Linked DNA regions of Homo sapiens: all the other regions are linked to region 2. Evidence: chromatin contacts called from ENCODE Hi-C or POLR2A ChIA-PET data. All regions are on one chromosome and are shown on one strand. Each heading gives the region's core, a stretch centred on a gene start or an enhancer-like site at or near the end of the contact. The rest is flanking DNA. Distances are from core to core; before and after follow the strand shown. Region 1 holds the start of CTNNB1 (catenin beta 1). Region 2 holds the start of NKTR (natural killer cell triggering receptor). Region 3 holds the start of ANO10 (anoctamin 10). Region 4 holds the start of TCAIM (T cell activation inhibitor, mitochondrial).

Region 1 (3,228 bases), core at 294-2,793, 1.4 Mb after region 2:
AGGAAATGCTGCCGTCTCTTCAAGTTGATGTCTAGCCTAAGCCACCATTATTCATGATACAAAGCTCTCATTTCACTAAAACCACTCCTCGATTTCCTTTTGCCGACCTCTGCATACCAGCAGCCTAGTCTTTCTTCATTCACCACTCACAAACTCGAGGGGTGGGGGGAAGACCACAGATGTCTGGAAGATACAAAGTAGGAGACAACGCTCCCTCCAAAAGGGAAGAGAACGAAGGCAACAACTACATACACCCAACTGCCAAAGCTTTCAAGCTTGGCAGATTCAGAAGCAGGCTATAGGAACTTAACTTCGAAAAGTCTCGGTTCAAAGTCCTCTCTCCAGACAAAACACTGAAAGAAGTTGCAATGCTTGAATTCCATTTGGCCAGCTTTGGAGCGAAGGAAAAATTCACTCCGCTGAAAAGAAAACGTGCTCTATAATTCAATTTTAGCTGCCATCAAACTATTTGAATAAATTTAAATTATTTCTACGAACAAAATTCTCGAAGCGGTCTGAGTCAGAGGCTGAATCCTGCAGTTCACTTGGTAAGAAACAGTAAGCCATCACCTTCGCCTTCCTCCACCCCCTTATTTCACCAGGGTCTCATACCCACTACCATAAATCCATAAGACTCCCAGTACATTATCCACTGCTTTCACTCACCTGCATAGTACGCTAAAATACAGGTGCAAGACATGGATTTTTTATGTGCTCACCCTACTGACGCATCGCACCCGCTGCACTTAGAGTTTAGTTGCTCTAAGGTTTAAAGTTGCTTCGATTCAAACTCACATAGCCAGGGCATTAAAAAAAATAATAACACTTCTATTCTTAAGAATGAAAGAGGAAATCTTAAGAGAAAGTCCACTGGTCCGATCCCCAGGACTGATGGGACTTAGGGTGGCGTCTCTGCCTCAGCGCCCGAACCCCAACTCGCCGCAAGAGCTGAGAAGGCGGAGCCCCCCGTCCCCACCCCGCCCCCCACCCAGGGCCCGGCGCATCCCGAGGCACCGGGTCCCTCCCCCAAACTCGGCCAAGGCCAGAGCCCCGGACGGAAACCACAGACCCCCACCCCCACCCCCACCCCGCCTGCCATCCGGGCTCCTGTACGCGCCCCCGCGGCGCCCCCTCCCCGCAAGCGATGCCCCCAGGGCCCCAGAGAGGCAGCGCGACCGGAACCCGGGCCCGGCCGCCGCCCTCCGCGCCCCGGGCGCGGCCCACCCTCACCGTCCCCCACCTGAGCTCCCCGCTCCCAACCCCAGGCCTCCCGGCTGCGCCCAGCCCGCCGCCCGGACCGCGCGCCTGCTACGAAGTTTGGCTCCGAGAGGAAGCGGGAGCAGCCCCGGAAGGATAAGGAAAGGAGCGCCCAAGCACCTCAGGGGAACAGGCTCCTCCCGCCGCGGGAGTCCGACCGTCCTCGACCTGCGGTGGCGGCTCGGCGGGGACTGAAGCTGCTCCTCAGACCTTCCTCCGTCTCCGCCTCCCCTCGCTCTCCGCTCCCGGGGCCGGGCCAACGCTGCTGCCACAGACCGAGAGGCTTAAAATGGCGCCGCACAAGGAGCTCTTATAAGTCGCGCAGAAGCCGCTGTATCCTGCCGCCACCGGCGCAGCGCGGAGCGTTCCGCCGCGCGAGGACAAGGGGCGGGGCGCGAGGGGGCGGTGGAAAGTAGTCCCCGCGCCGCCCAGCAGTCTGCTGCCGTCTGAGCGCCCCGGGCCGGGGTGGGGTGCCTGGGCACCCCACGGACGCTCCCCGGGGTGACGGCTGGCGGCTGCCCGCTGCGCGGCCTGAGGGCAGCCCGTGAGGGCGCTGTGGTCTGCATCGGGGAGGCCGGGCCCCCGCGGCCTGGGTTGGGGAAGGTGGCCCTGGTATCCTCCCCTGTCCCAAGCCCGACGCCCCCGCCCCGCGCGTTTCCCGAACCGGGAGAGCAGCTGCAGGACTCGGCGCGCCTTTCCCGCGGCCTGCGGAAGGTGGCATCTCGGCCCCGGCCTTCGAGTACCGCTCGGGGCGGCCGGGACAGGTCCTGGGAGGGCGGAAGTTCGGGGCCAGGGCGGCGGCAGGGGCTCGGGTTCAGCGCCCGCCCGTCTTGGGGCGCTCCTGGCCCCGCAGCTGCCCCGTCGCTGGTCTGCGGGTTCCCGGCCGGGCGCGGGTTAGGGGGCCTCGCCGACCTTGTGGTCTGTGCCGCACACTCCCTGCTGGACCTGGGTCGCAGCCCAGTCTCACAGCACCCCCAAAGCCCCCCACTGTCCGGATGGTGGATCCCACCTCTCAGCAGGCTGTTCAGCTTGAATTTCGACCTGAATCACCGGGCCGAGCCGCCTTCTGTCCCCACTCACGAAGGCTGTGAACTCTCCGTAGAACGGGCGCCAAGCCCGCAATTCAACAAGTCCTTAGGAGTACCTACTGTGAACAAATAACTAATGGAAATGGATTAGCTCCAGAGCGCTGTCAATTAGGTTAATTCTTATAGATTCCATTTTTATCTGGTTCCACTTGTCACTAGGTATCAATAGATTTATTTGTGGGGATTTTTCTTTGGAGAAGAAGATTTTTACGGTATTACTTATTTGTGAAATCCAAGTATGTTTATAGAGAAAGCTATCGATTAAGCAGCCTCCAATTTTTTAACTAATTTTCTATTTAAAAACGTTTGTAATTCATTTCAATAGACTGAAAAATGTTTCCCATTCTAATGCAGCAAAATTGACGTTTGTCGAAGCTGCAACAAGTATGATCGATTCAGTTTCTCTAGGCTATTGTTTGTGCTTATTTTTCCTCCAAAACATTGGAGAGAGTACAAAAAGCAGCAGTGAAAGTTACCTCTGTGCTTTTATCCCAGGACTACAATTAATACAAGCAAACAATAGGTCTTAACACATAGATGCAGGCGGAAAACCCACTTATTCATTCACTCATGGAGGTAGGATATGTAGTTTAAGGCACAGCTCATGTTTCAGGGCCAGCGTATTCTTTAAATAACTTTTATTTTTGTCTTAAAGATATTTTACTATATAAGTGGTAATGCCAACTGCCGTCTGTCACCATAGCACATGTGGGCCACTGCAGTGGAAAAAGTCTACACACTAAGATGATGTTCAGTGAGATCCATTGTCTAGAAAGACCTTCTCATTTGTATCTTTCCTACTAATTCTGTAGAATCTAAGTGTAGCTATTGGTTGTGGTCACAATTCAAAAAGATTGAACCGAAAAAGGTATTTCATCAAAAC
Region 2 (3,219 bases), core at 135-2,634:
GCTCTTCTTAAATACGGCTCACTTCATCTCCTTCTGATACCTGCTTAAATCTCATCTTCTCAAAATGGCCTTGTCTGACCAACTTATTAAAATAGTATCCCAACTACAAGTCACTGTTATTTTTTTCCTAGTTGTCCGTCTTCCCCCCAATAGAATATAAACTATAAAAGGAAGAGGCCTTTGTTTTATGCGCTGCTCTATCTCCAGACCCTAGAACAGTAGCAGGCTCTCATAAGAATATGCAGAACAAGATGTTGCACAAAGACAACACATATATATATGTCTCCAATTAAAACTTTTGTCACGGATAACAAAAAAAGCTAAGAAAACAGTTTGAAACCCTGCACGCTCTGCTACTTAGAATGAAATAACTATGCTTTAGAAGGAAATGTTTCATTTAAAAAAAATACACTAACAAATGTCTGGATTCCCTAAAGACAAACATTAATGCTAAGTGCATGCATGCTGCAATTCTGCTGGTACAAAATGCTCTGGTTTATCACAAAAGATCTTCACTAAGCCATTTTCCCAGGAACCACGAAATTCTAGCTAAAGATTCTTAAGGAAAAATAGAGGCAAAATTAACATATTAGTGATATATCGTGATTAGGAAACACACAATATTTCCTACTAGTTGAAACTTCATAGCACCAAGCAAGATAACCGGAAATCGGATCGGGAGTGTCTGCCTCACGGAGACACTGGGAGAGAAAAAGTCCTCAAAGAACTGCACCTCCTTTTCTTGGCGCCAGGCTGGCTACGAGGACTCAGTCCGGAGATGCAGCGGGGTGTGTGGGGTTTGGCAGGAAGAGGCCCGGACTGCGAGTTAGGGGTGTGCCCAGGCCACCTTCCTCTCCCACTGATTTTCTCTCAAGAGAAAACGGAAAGTTGCCTGCGCCTCCTACCCGCTCCCAAAAAGGCCGGGGGAGGGTTGCTGAGGGTAGACCCCTCCCCTTCGCCAAGGCAGGCCTCGGCCCCAGCAGCGCTCCCCAGTTTCCAGCTCACCCGGCTCCCGGTTGATCTCGATGTCGAAGTGGCACTGCGGCCGGTCCTGCGCCCCCATCGCGACCGAGGTGGCGGCAAGAGCTGGGAGAGAGGGGGAGAAAAGCGGTCAGGGCAGGGGCGAGGGCGGGGGCGAGGGCAGGGGCGAGGGCGGGGCTGAGACGAAGTCCGCGCCACGGTGCCTCACGCCGGCCCGTCGCGACAGCGCAGGAGGCCAAGACGAGGCCCCCTCCCGCCCCGGGCCTCGCGGCTCCCACGCAGCGCGCACGCATGCGGGCGAGCTCTTCACCTGGCTGGCCTCCAGCCTGAGCGGGTCCCCGTGAGCAGAAGAGAAAGCACTGCCACTGCAGCCAAACCCCAACGCCGCTAACGGAACGCCGTCTCCTCCCCCAGGCCGGGCCTCCCAATGCCACGCTAAACCCCGCGAGAGTCGGGACAAATACCGCGAGAGTACAGTCTAGATGGGGGTGGTCAACCGAAGGTGGCGGCAGCGGGGGCGTACGCACGGGGGCGTACGCACGGGGGCGTGTCTGGGGAGCTCTCGAGGAGCCTCCAGCCAGCGCTCCTATACCTGCGCGTTCCCTGTTTGCCCCCCCCTTTGAAGTCAGTCGCCCAATCTGAAAGCCGTGGATGCGCCTGCGCCCTCCATCTCGTCAGGTGTGGCTGTGAGCGCCGCGCATTTTCCGATACCGCGAGACTTCTCTGTTTCCGAGCGCTGTGAAGGAACTGAGTGAATTGAGGCTTTGAGTTTTCGTTAGCCAAGACGTTGTGTTGCTCTGTGTTCTTTTTGGCCGGGAGTGGTTATGTCCGTGTCCTACTGTTAGGTCTTTTAGGCTGAAGAATGCGTTCCTTCCCGCTTTGGCACCAGCGTCACTGGCACCGTTTTTGTCCTGTGCTTACTGACCATTCTGCATCTTTTGTGAAGTTTCAGTTCCAGTCTTCTGCCCGTTTTTAAATCTGGTCCTTCGTGTTTAACAGTTCTGGATACAAATGTTTTGTTAGATATATGTATGCTCTGAATGAAAATCTTTTGTTACATAAATGATTGCGAAGTCTTTTTCCCAATCTGGGCCTGTCGTTTCATTGTTTTGACGTTTTTGGCAAAGAAGTTTTTAATTCTGATTAAGTCAATTGGTCAGTTTTATATTTTAATGGTTTGTGCTTTTCCTGTGCTAGGAAATCTCTGCCTACCTCAAGTTCTTGAAGATATTCTGTGTTCTCATATATGTTTTACATAGTCTTTAACGTGTAAGTCTATGATATGATCTAATATCATTAATTTTTGCTTATGTTGTCAAGTAAGTGTCAACATTTTCCTATTGGGATATACAGTCGTTCCATTACCGTTTGTTGAAAAGACTCTTTTTTTTTTTTTTGAGACGGAGTCTCGCTCTGTCGCCCAGGCTGGAGTGCAGTGGCGGGATCTCGGCTCACTGCAAGCTCCGCCTCCCGGGTTCACGCCATTCTCCTGCCTCAGCCTCCCAAGTAGCTGGGACTACAGGCGCCCGCCACTACGCCCGGCTAATTTTTTGTATTTTTAGTAGAGACGGGGTTTCACCGTTTTAGCCGGGATGGTCTCGATCTCCTGACCTCGTGATCCGCCCGCCTCGGCCTCCCAAAGTGCTGGGATTACAGGCGTGAGCCACCGCGCCCGGCCTGAAAAGACTCTTATACATTGAATTACCTTCGCCTTGTGACCATATATGTGTGGGTCTGTTTCTGGATTTTTGTTCCAATGATCTGTGTCTGAGTACCACACTATTTTATAAGTTTTTTTTTTAAACTATAAAATACACATTACATGGGCGGGCGTGGTGGCTCATGCCTGTAATCCCAGCACTTTGGGAGGCCGAGGCAGGCGGATCACGAGGTCAGGAGATCGAGACCATCCTGGCTAACACGGTGAAACCCTTTCTCTACTAAAAATACAAAAAATTAGCCGGGCGTGGTGGCGGTCGCCCGTAGTCCCAGCTACTCGGGAGGCTGAGGCAGAAGAATGGCGTGAACCTGGGAGGCAGAGCTTGCAGTGAGCCGAGATCGGTCCACTGCATTCCAGCCTGGGTGACAGAGCGAGACTCCGTCTCAAACAAAAAAAATCTATCTATAGATCTATAGATCTACAGATATCTAGATATCTATAGATCTATAGATATATATACACATTATGTGAAAGTTGCCATTTTAACCATTTTTAAGTGTACAGTTCGCTGGCATTAA
Region 3 (3,701 bases), core at 754-3,253, 1.0 Mb before region 2:
TCCAGCCACATAAATATAAGAAAATGAAATTATATGGAGGATGGCCGTGCGTTCTAGGATGAGAAGATAAGAAGAGTACAATTTAAAAACAAAAGTCTAAGGAGTAATTCATGTCTAAACTTATTGAAGTTCATAAATAATTTGTCCTGATTTTCAGAAGAAAGAGAGAACTTCTGAACATAACCACACAGGACCTACAAAAAGATAGCTGCACAAAAACTGGTTAATAATGTTGTGAGCTGCCATGATAGCATCGGAGGACTAGAAAGAATGACAAACTGCTCCTACCAAGTAACGAGTCTTCTGCTCCTTTCTTTTAGTTTCCCTGCCTCCTGCCTGGAACCTGGAAGACCCAGAGAAGGGTGGGGAGTAAAGAACAGACCAGCCTTCTCCGCACTGCAGTTTGTTGAGGCATTGATCTGGCCAAAGCTGGATGTATGGAGGCAGAAAGTGTTCATTCATTTTTTAAATTTTTCATTTCAGAATTATTGCTTGTCTGCTATGGACCTAACACTGTTCTAAACATTGGGGCTGGTAATCCTCCATTATCTGTGGGAGATACATTCCAAGATCCACAGTGGATGCTTGAAACTGAGGATAGTATAAAACTCTATGTATACTATGTTTTTTCCTACACATACATACATACTATGATAAAGTTTCATTTATAAATTAGGTACAGTAAGGGATTAACAACAATGAATAATAATAAAATAGAACAATTATAAAAATAGACTGTAATAAAAGGTGAATATGGTCTCTCTCTCTCTCTCCAAATATCTTATTGTTCTGGCCTCACCTATTTTCAGACTGTGGTAGACCCTGGGTAACTAAAAACACTTAAAGCCGGCAGGGCGCGGTGGCTCACGCCTGTAATCCCAGCACTTTGGGAAACCGAGGCAGGCGGATCACCTGAGGTCAGGAGTTCTAGACCAGCCTGGCCAACATAGTGAAACCCTGTCTCTACAAAAAATACAAAAATTAGCTGGGCATGATGGTGCGCGCCTGTAATCCCAGCTACTCAGGAGGCTGAGGCAGGAGAATCGCTTGAACCCGGGAGGCGGAGGTTGCAGTGAGCCGAGACTGCGCCACTGCACTCCAGCCTGGGTGACATTGCGAGGCTCTATCTCAAAACAACAACAACAAAAAGTCAAAAAGTGTGGTGGACAGAAGAAATAGGAGAGCAGGTAAGGAAATGGTGGGGTGAGGAGCAGATGAGAACAGGTATTAAGTAGGATGGTCAGAAAGGGCCTCAGGGAGAAAGTGAGAGCCCAGCAAACACTGAGGGAGGTGAGGAAGTGAGCCAAGCAGCCAACCGAGGGAAGAGCTTTCTGGGCAGAAGGAATGGCTGGGGCAGACTCTGAGCCTGGAGGTGGAAAGGTGTCTGGCGATTTCTAGGAGGAGCAAGGGTTTTGGGATTTGGCTGTGGTTGGATGTTAGGTTTTAATTATAAAAGGATCTGCGTTTTTCACAACTTGAAAGTGAGCTACAGTTAAAATGAGACTTGTTCTTATACCTGAAAGTGACCAGAAAATTAGGTTCTGGTCTTTAAGAGATGGAAGAGGGAAATGTGAAGGGGCGTATTCCTTTCCCCTGCCCCGACCGCTCGCGGTTGGAGAGCCCAGCCACATGCCGCCCCGGCTCGGAGTGACAGCCCAACCAGGCCTCTGCCTTCTCGGCCGCGCCTCTCCCGCTGCCGTCCGGATTTCGATGGGTGGTACAGTACGTTAGGCACGCCCCTCCCTTTCTCCCGGCCTGGTCTCCTGTTCCAGGCGACAGCCCAATGAGGGCTGCCTTTTTTTCTTCGGACCGGTTCCAGTCTAGGTTCTCGTCCACTACGATCGCCCAGTGAGGCCCCGCCCCTCCCACCGCAGTTCCGCCCCTCCCGGAGCTACCGCCCAGTGAGGCCCCGCCTCTCCCGCCGCGGCCCCGCCCCCCTGCGTGTGACCGCATCTAGGCCCCGCCGCGTCCGCCACGCCCAGCGCTCGGCGGCGCCCGCCCCACTGGCCTGGCCCGCCCCCCGCACCGAGCACTCTTTCGCCCGGCCTCCGGTTCTCGCCGGCTCTCGGACCCGCCTCCGAAGACGTGGAGCGCTGCGGCGGCTGGTGAGTCGGGGAGGGCACCTCGGACCCCCCAGCTGTCCGCAGCAGAGCCCGGCCCCTTGCAGCCACAGAGCCCCGGCCGCTGCAGGCTCCAGGAGCTCCGCCTGGTCGCCGCCCTGCGTTCCCGGGCCGCCTCCCGGTGCCAGCACCCCTGGGGATGGGAAGTGGGACCAGGATGGGCGCGGGGGCTGTGGGGGCAGGGACGAGTGAAGGTGTTGCGGGGAGCGGCGGTCGCAGGGGAGGGGAGAGGTTTGTGGAGGGGATTATGGGTCTGGGGCGAGGGTTTGAGTCCTGAGAGAAAGGCGGTGAGGCGGAAATTTGGGGCTGGTGAAGTCAGGATGGAGGATGTTGGGGGCCTCAGCGCTTTGGGGAAGGAGGCAGTGAGTGGGGTGGTCGGCGGAGCGGAGTGAAGGGTGGTTTTTAGAAGGGTCAGCTCGCGGGTCCCGGGGTTCTTGCTTCCCGGGCAGTCCGGGGATCAGGGCGGACTAGGCTGTCTCCAAGCAGGTTTGGCCGGAGCGGGCTTGCAGGATAATGCTCACATCGAGGTGACTGAGTTTCCAGGCTTTTGACTGGGACATACTGTACAGTTTAAATAATAGATACCTGTCTGGCTAGTGCCTGGGACACCTGAGAAACGTGGATGGAATGGGGTTCTCCCCTATAGGCAGCGTCTGATTTTGTGGGTGCCTTCACAGCACCAGCATTGGTGTGCGCTGCCTTCTGTAAAACCTTATATTCCAGCAGGACGGTGTATGGAGATCCCAGACTTAAAAAGTGCAGCTGAGGTTTATTCAGACTCAAGACACAGTTGTATCATATTGCCTTAAATCCTGCGGAGTTTAAATCTAATCCTGTGGGGTTTAAAGCGGTTAAATCCACTTTGTAGTGTCTACTTTTAATTTAAAGTCATACAAATCTAGAGGACTAGATGTTTTCTAAGGGCCCATTCTGCATGATAAACAGTTTAAAATTCGCTATGGAAAGTAAATCATCTGTTCTGAACAGCTGTTGCTGAAAGAATCGTAGAGTTGCAGATGAATGAAATTTGAAAGATCTAAAATAATGGAAGGGCATAGAAAAGTCTTGATAAATTGAAGTGTGTAAATGCACTTAAACCCACTGAAACTTTTTTCTTTTTGTTTTTTTTGAGACGGAGTCTTGCTCTGTCGCTCAGGCTGGAGTGCAGTGGCACAATGTCTGCTCACTGCAACCTCCGCCTCTCGGGTTCAAGCGATTCTCCCGAGTAGCTGGGATTATAGGCGCCTGCCACCATGCCCGGCTAATTTTTGTGTTTTTAGTAGAGATGGGGTTCCACCATGTTGGCCAGGCTGGTCTTGAACTCCTGACCTCAGGTAATCCTCCCACCTCGGCCTCCCAAAGTGCTGGGATTACAGACGTGAGCCACTGTGCTGGCCAACTTTTTTCATTGTAGACAACTTGGAAGACAGAGAAAATTATAAGGATGAAAATTAAAATCTGTAGTTTTGCCACATGTAATAACATTTTGATGCATTTCTTCCTAATTTTTGTATTTTTGTGTATATGAATGTACACAAAATTAGGGTAGTATTGTTACCTAATTGGGGTAATATTGTTATA
Region 4 (3,454 bases), core at 494-2,993, 1.7 Mb before region 2:
CCTGTATGGTTTATGTACTTTTCAGATTAAAAAAACCAAAATTCTAAGTAGAGACAATGTCCAGCAGGTTGGCAGGCATGGCTGCCTGCCGCTTCACAACGCCCAGATCTTGGGTTAGTCTTCAACCTTGTAAGAACAGAACCCAATTTTATCACTTCAAGACAGAAATACGTGGGCCTTGGGGAAGCTAAATTAGAAGGCCTGATAACTGGAATGTCAATCTGTAAATTTACTTTGAGATTATAACTGCTAAGACAACTAGAAGATTCAGATCTAATGTTCTTCCTCTTTCAGGACTAGCTACACAGAAAATCAAATTACTATCAGCTGACTGAAGACACATTGCTTCAGAGTAGAGTTGGGTGCTCTCATTCAGACACTAGCTCCAAAAGTCTGGGACATCCACATCAACCGCAGGCTTCTCGTCTTCAGATAAATTCTTACATAGGTGGTTCCTGTCCATACTGCACTTAGCCCACTATACTTCCACTTGGAAAATGCTATAAAATAACTGAAGAGGTTGCACTGTCTTATCACACTTGGGAGGCATACCGAGTCTTTAACTCACCCATTCATCACCACTTATGGGCCAGGTCCTGCGTAAAGCATTGGGACTAGAAAATTATTAAGACAATTCTAATACTCAAAAGACTTTTAGAGGGAGGGGGGAGTGTAAAAACAGACACAAGCAGATAAGTATAAAACAACGCAGTAAATGCAATAATACAAACATGCACAGAATATGAGAAACTCCCAGACGCAACACTTGGAATGGGGCGGGGAGAGCTCAGGAAGGTCTTCTCTAAGGAAATGGTGCCTTTCCTGGAAGAGGGCAGAGGACCGGGAAGGATAAAATTTATTTACAAACCATTGTAAATGACTACTTTAATCTACTTAACAGTGATATTAGTTTCTGTTTCATAAAGTGAAAATTTCTAATTTTACCTAAAATCTGTTCTAAGTGAGGCATTAAATCTGTGCAGTTTCAAACCAAATTTGGTGGAAAGATACCTAAATCAGTGAAAAATCCAAATTATGGAAGAGTACACGAAAAACGGTTTTGTTTTGCTTACTTTCAACTAACACCGAGTGTGTGCCAAATAGAGCTCTCAGGATTGAGCTTTGACCATTTGGCACAACTTTTATTTGAAAGTAATTTATTTTAACAAAATTAATATCATGCCACTCTCATTTGAACTGTGACTTCCCTTAGTGACTATCTTGTACGGTTTCTGAAAGCAGTTTGTTATATCAAGGAGGGACAAAAGCGGTAATTTTCATGGCTTTTCAGTTGAATATGAACTTCTTAGAGTAGGGGAAAAAGGCAAAGAAAAAGAGCAAAAGCAGGAAATGCTATTAGATACATTAGCCTAGATTCTGTAGCTTCCTTTTCTAAATCTCGCTATATGAGATTTAGTACGTAACAATTTCCCGTAAATCAAAGACCTCGGAAAAATATAAGTCGGAAACAATAAAACCTAAATCGTCTTTGCGTTCTCATTTCACAGCGAGTTAAAATGTAGATGCGATGCGGATACTGCGTCCCCTGGCACTGCCTCAATTCAAAAGTTAGCACTTTGCGCTAAGGTGGCTCTGAGCACTCCCCTCCGACCCCGCTTCCCCCCTAGAGGAGCATGAATGCACCACCGGAGCCCCTCCCCTCTTGCTCCTTACAGTTCTGGCAAGGGTCCGACGCGAGGGCTTTGTCCGACTAGTTCCACCTCCCACCCAGTACACCAGAAGGGAGGACAGTCGCTCCGCCCGCAGGGCTGTTCGGACGCGCATGCGCACTGGGGCGTCAGCTGGCCAACCAGCGCGCGACGCACGGCCAGGCGCTCCCACCTGCCCTCGCCCCGGTGGGCGACAGGCTTTGACGGGCTCCTAGCCGCAGTGCCCTCTGAGCCCCCAACCCTGAATTCTCAGCTGGGCCCTCCCGGCTCCACCTGCCCCCAACACCCTCCCCGCTCCGGCGGCGGCAGGGCGCTCGAGGCAAGCCCGGGCAGGGGGACGAGCTGCAGGTGACGCCCTGGTTGGCTGGAGCGTGCCAGGCCTTCCCCCTACGGCGCCTGCGCACAGCCAGGGCGTGGATTCAACCTTCCGCGGTGCCCTGCCTCTAGCTGACGTCAGCACCCTGGTAACTGCTGCACCTTCGCCGCGCGCTTTGAGCCCCCGCCCCTCCGCCTTCTTACCGGCCGCCCTGAGGGGTCTCGGCGCGCTCGGCTGAGAGCTTTAGGAGGCGCGAGCGAGCACTCCGACTAGGCCGGAGGGACTCGGAAAATGATGGTCCGGCAGGTGGTGGGTCCTGACCCAAGGGCCTGCAAGGAACGGAGAAGGGCAACCGAGCACGCGCTGGATCTTGGGGAAGAAGGGGAAAGGGACTGCTGGAGGAGGCGCGCATGCGCCGTGCGGTCCTTCGCCCCGGGCGCCCTGGCAGGGGGCGAGGCTCTGCGGAACTCCCGGAGCTGGCGCCAGGGAACAAGTCTCAGTGGAGAGCCTCGAATTTTAAAAGTCTCATTTAAGTATTTCTTTTGGTTTTCCTTGTATAAATATAGCTAACTTTTAAACATTTCTTTTCCGGCTTGTGTTGTTTGCTTTGGACCCTTCAGCACCTATTTTTAAACGTTAAGCATTCCCCAGTCAGCATGAAAGTTTTACTGTTAGTTTTATTTTGTTCCTATAATTTTGATTCCCCCCAGAAACTGCCACAGATGAAATCAAGCCAATAGAATTGAAAGCAAAGATCACCTGGTGGCCATGAAGCCGACCATCCTTAGGCAGAAACTCCTTACCTGAGGAATTTAGAGGTAACTAGACTTCCCTGTTACCTAAAGCCAGCATCTGGTACCAGACTTCTTCCCTCCAAATTTAAAAGTAACTAGAATTTCTATGCATCTCCGTAATGCACGCATGTCAAAACTCATTGTGCACCCCTTGCCATCTGCTCCATGCCCCAATCAACCCCTGTCCCCTACCATCCAGATACTTTATTACCCTCACATACTTGCACAGGAGTTACATATGCCACTAGTACAAAGTCCTCAGAAAATCCCCCAAGTGTTATGCCTCTCCACAAGGTGGCAAACGGAGATTTGGGAACAATTTGAGTTCATGTCCCTTTTCCATTGTCTGAACTTTGGCAAATTCAATCCAAGTTGGGTTCATTTAGCCAGGATCCCTCTAAGTTCATTCAAGAATTTCGGGCTTTATTGCCTTTGATTTAACCTGGCAAGACACATTTGTGGTATTAACTATTTGCTGTTCCCACGAAGAAAAAATCACGGTCTTTAGCTCGAGTTTGGGCAGACGAAACTCATGTTGGCAATCCTAATAATAGAGCCAGGGCAGAAGCTGTCCCCAACACAGAACCCAATTGGCAATACCACGCTGCCAATGCCAGCCCAAACAGAGACAGGGGAAGAGAAGATTATAACATGTTTGTTGGAAGGAATGAAAT

The links. A loop is a pair of places that touch in the nucleus more often than their neighbours do. ChIA-PET counts read pairs that join two places held with the same protein, here RNA polymerase II (POLR2A). Pooled maps may share reads with other maps.
Region 1: a map of naive thymus-derived CD4-positive, alpha-beta T cell shows a loop between it and region 2 (18-fold over the local background). The contact joins the promoter of CTNNB1 here to the promoter of NKTR in region 2. A Hi-C loop is called at or near these places in 1 of 168 maps with a recorded cell type or tissue (naive thymus-derived CD4-positive, alpha-beta T cell) and 8 of 50 pooled maps. POLR2A ChIA-PET finds 5 or more read pairs at or near these places in 2 of 52 experiments (HEK293 and HEK293T).
Region 3: a loop to region 2 is called in a map of CD14-positive monocyte, with 7 times the contacts of the local background. The contact joins the promoter of ANO10 here to the promoter of NKTR in region 2. A Hi-C loop is called at or near these places in 3 of 168 maps with a recorded cell type or tissue (CD14-positive monocyte, CD4-positive, alpha-beta T cell and CD8-positive, alpha-beta T cell), 4 of 37 single-sample maps with no recorded cell type and 15 of 50 pooled maps.
Region 4: a loop to region 2 is called in a map of naive thymus-derived CD4-positive, alpha-beta T cell, with 7 times the contacts of the local background. The contact joins the promoter of TCAIM here to the promoter of NKTR in region 2. A Hi-C loop is called at or near these places in 1 of 168 maps with a recorded cell type or tissue (naive thymus-derived CD4-positive, alpha-beta T cell), 2 of 37 single-sample maps with no recorded cell type and 9 of 50 pooled maps.

The regions. Positions count from the first base shown.
Region 1 is chr3:41,197,820-41,201,047 of GRCh38, reverse strand. It overlaps CTNNB1 (catenin beta 1), which reads right to left and starts at 1,543. Exons shown (of 15, transcript NM_001904.4): 1 at 1,378-1,543. RefSeq lists enhancers at 673-782, 1,493-1,552, 894-1,840 and silencers at 1,133-1,252, 1,683-2,142.
Region 2 is chr3:42,598,851-42,602,069 of GRCh38, reverse strand. NKTR (natural killer cell triggering receptor) reads right to left here and starts at 1,384. Exons shown (of 17, transcript NM_005385.4): 1 at 1,292-1,384; 2 at 1,006-1,086. The coding sequence starts at 1,063. It also overlaps a transcript of SEC22C not described here. RefSeq lists a silencer at 1,081-1,290.
Region 3 is chr3:43,620,313-43,624,013 of GRCh38, reverse strand. ANO10 (anoctamin 10) reads left to right here and starts at 2,003. Exons shown (of 13, transcript NM_018075.5): 1 at 2,003-2,105. RefSeq lists enhancers at 429-1,081, 1,082-1,734 and a silencer at 1,790-2,289.
Region 4 is chr3:44,337,055-44,340,508 of GRCh38, reverse strand. It overlaps TCAIM (T cell activation inhibitor, mitochondrial), which reads right to left and starts at 1,743. Exons shown (of 11, transcript NM_173826.4): 1 at 1,675-1,743. LOC105377055 (a long non-coding RNA gene) reads left to right here and starts at 2,391. Exons shown (of 4, transcript XR_940782.4): 1 at 2,391-2,804. RefSeq lists a silencer at 1,693-2,082 and enhancers at 2,223-2,392, 2,077-2,730.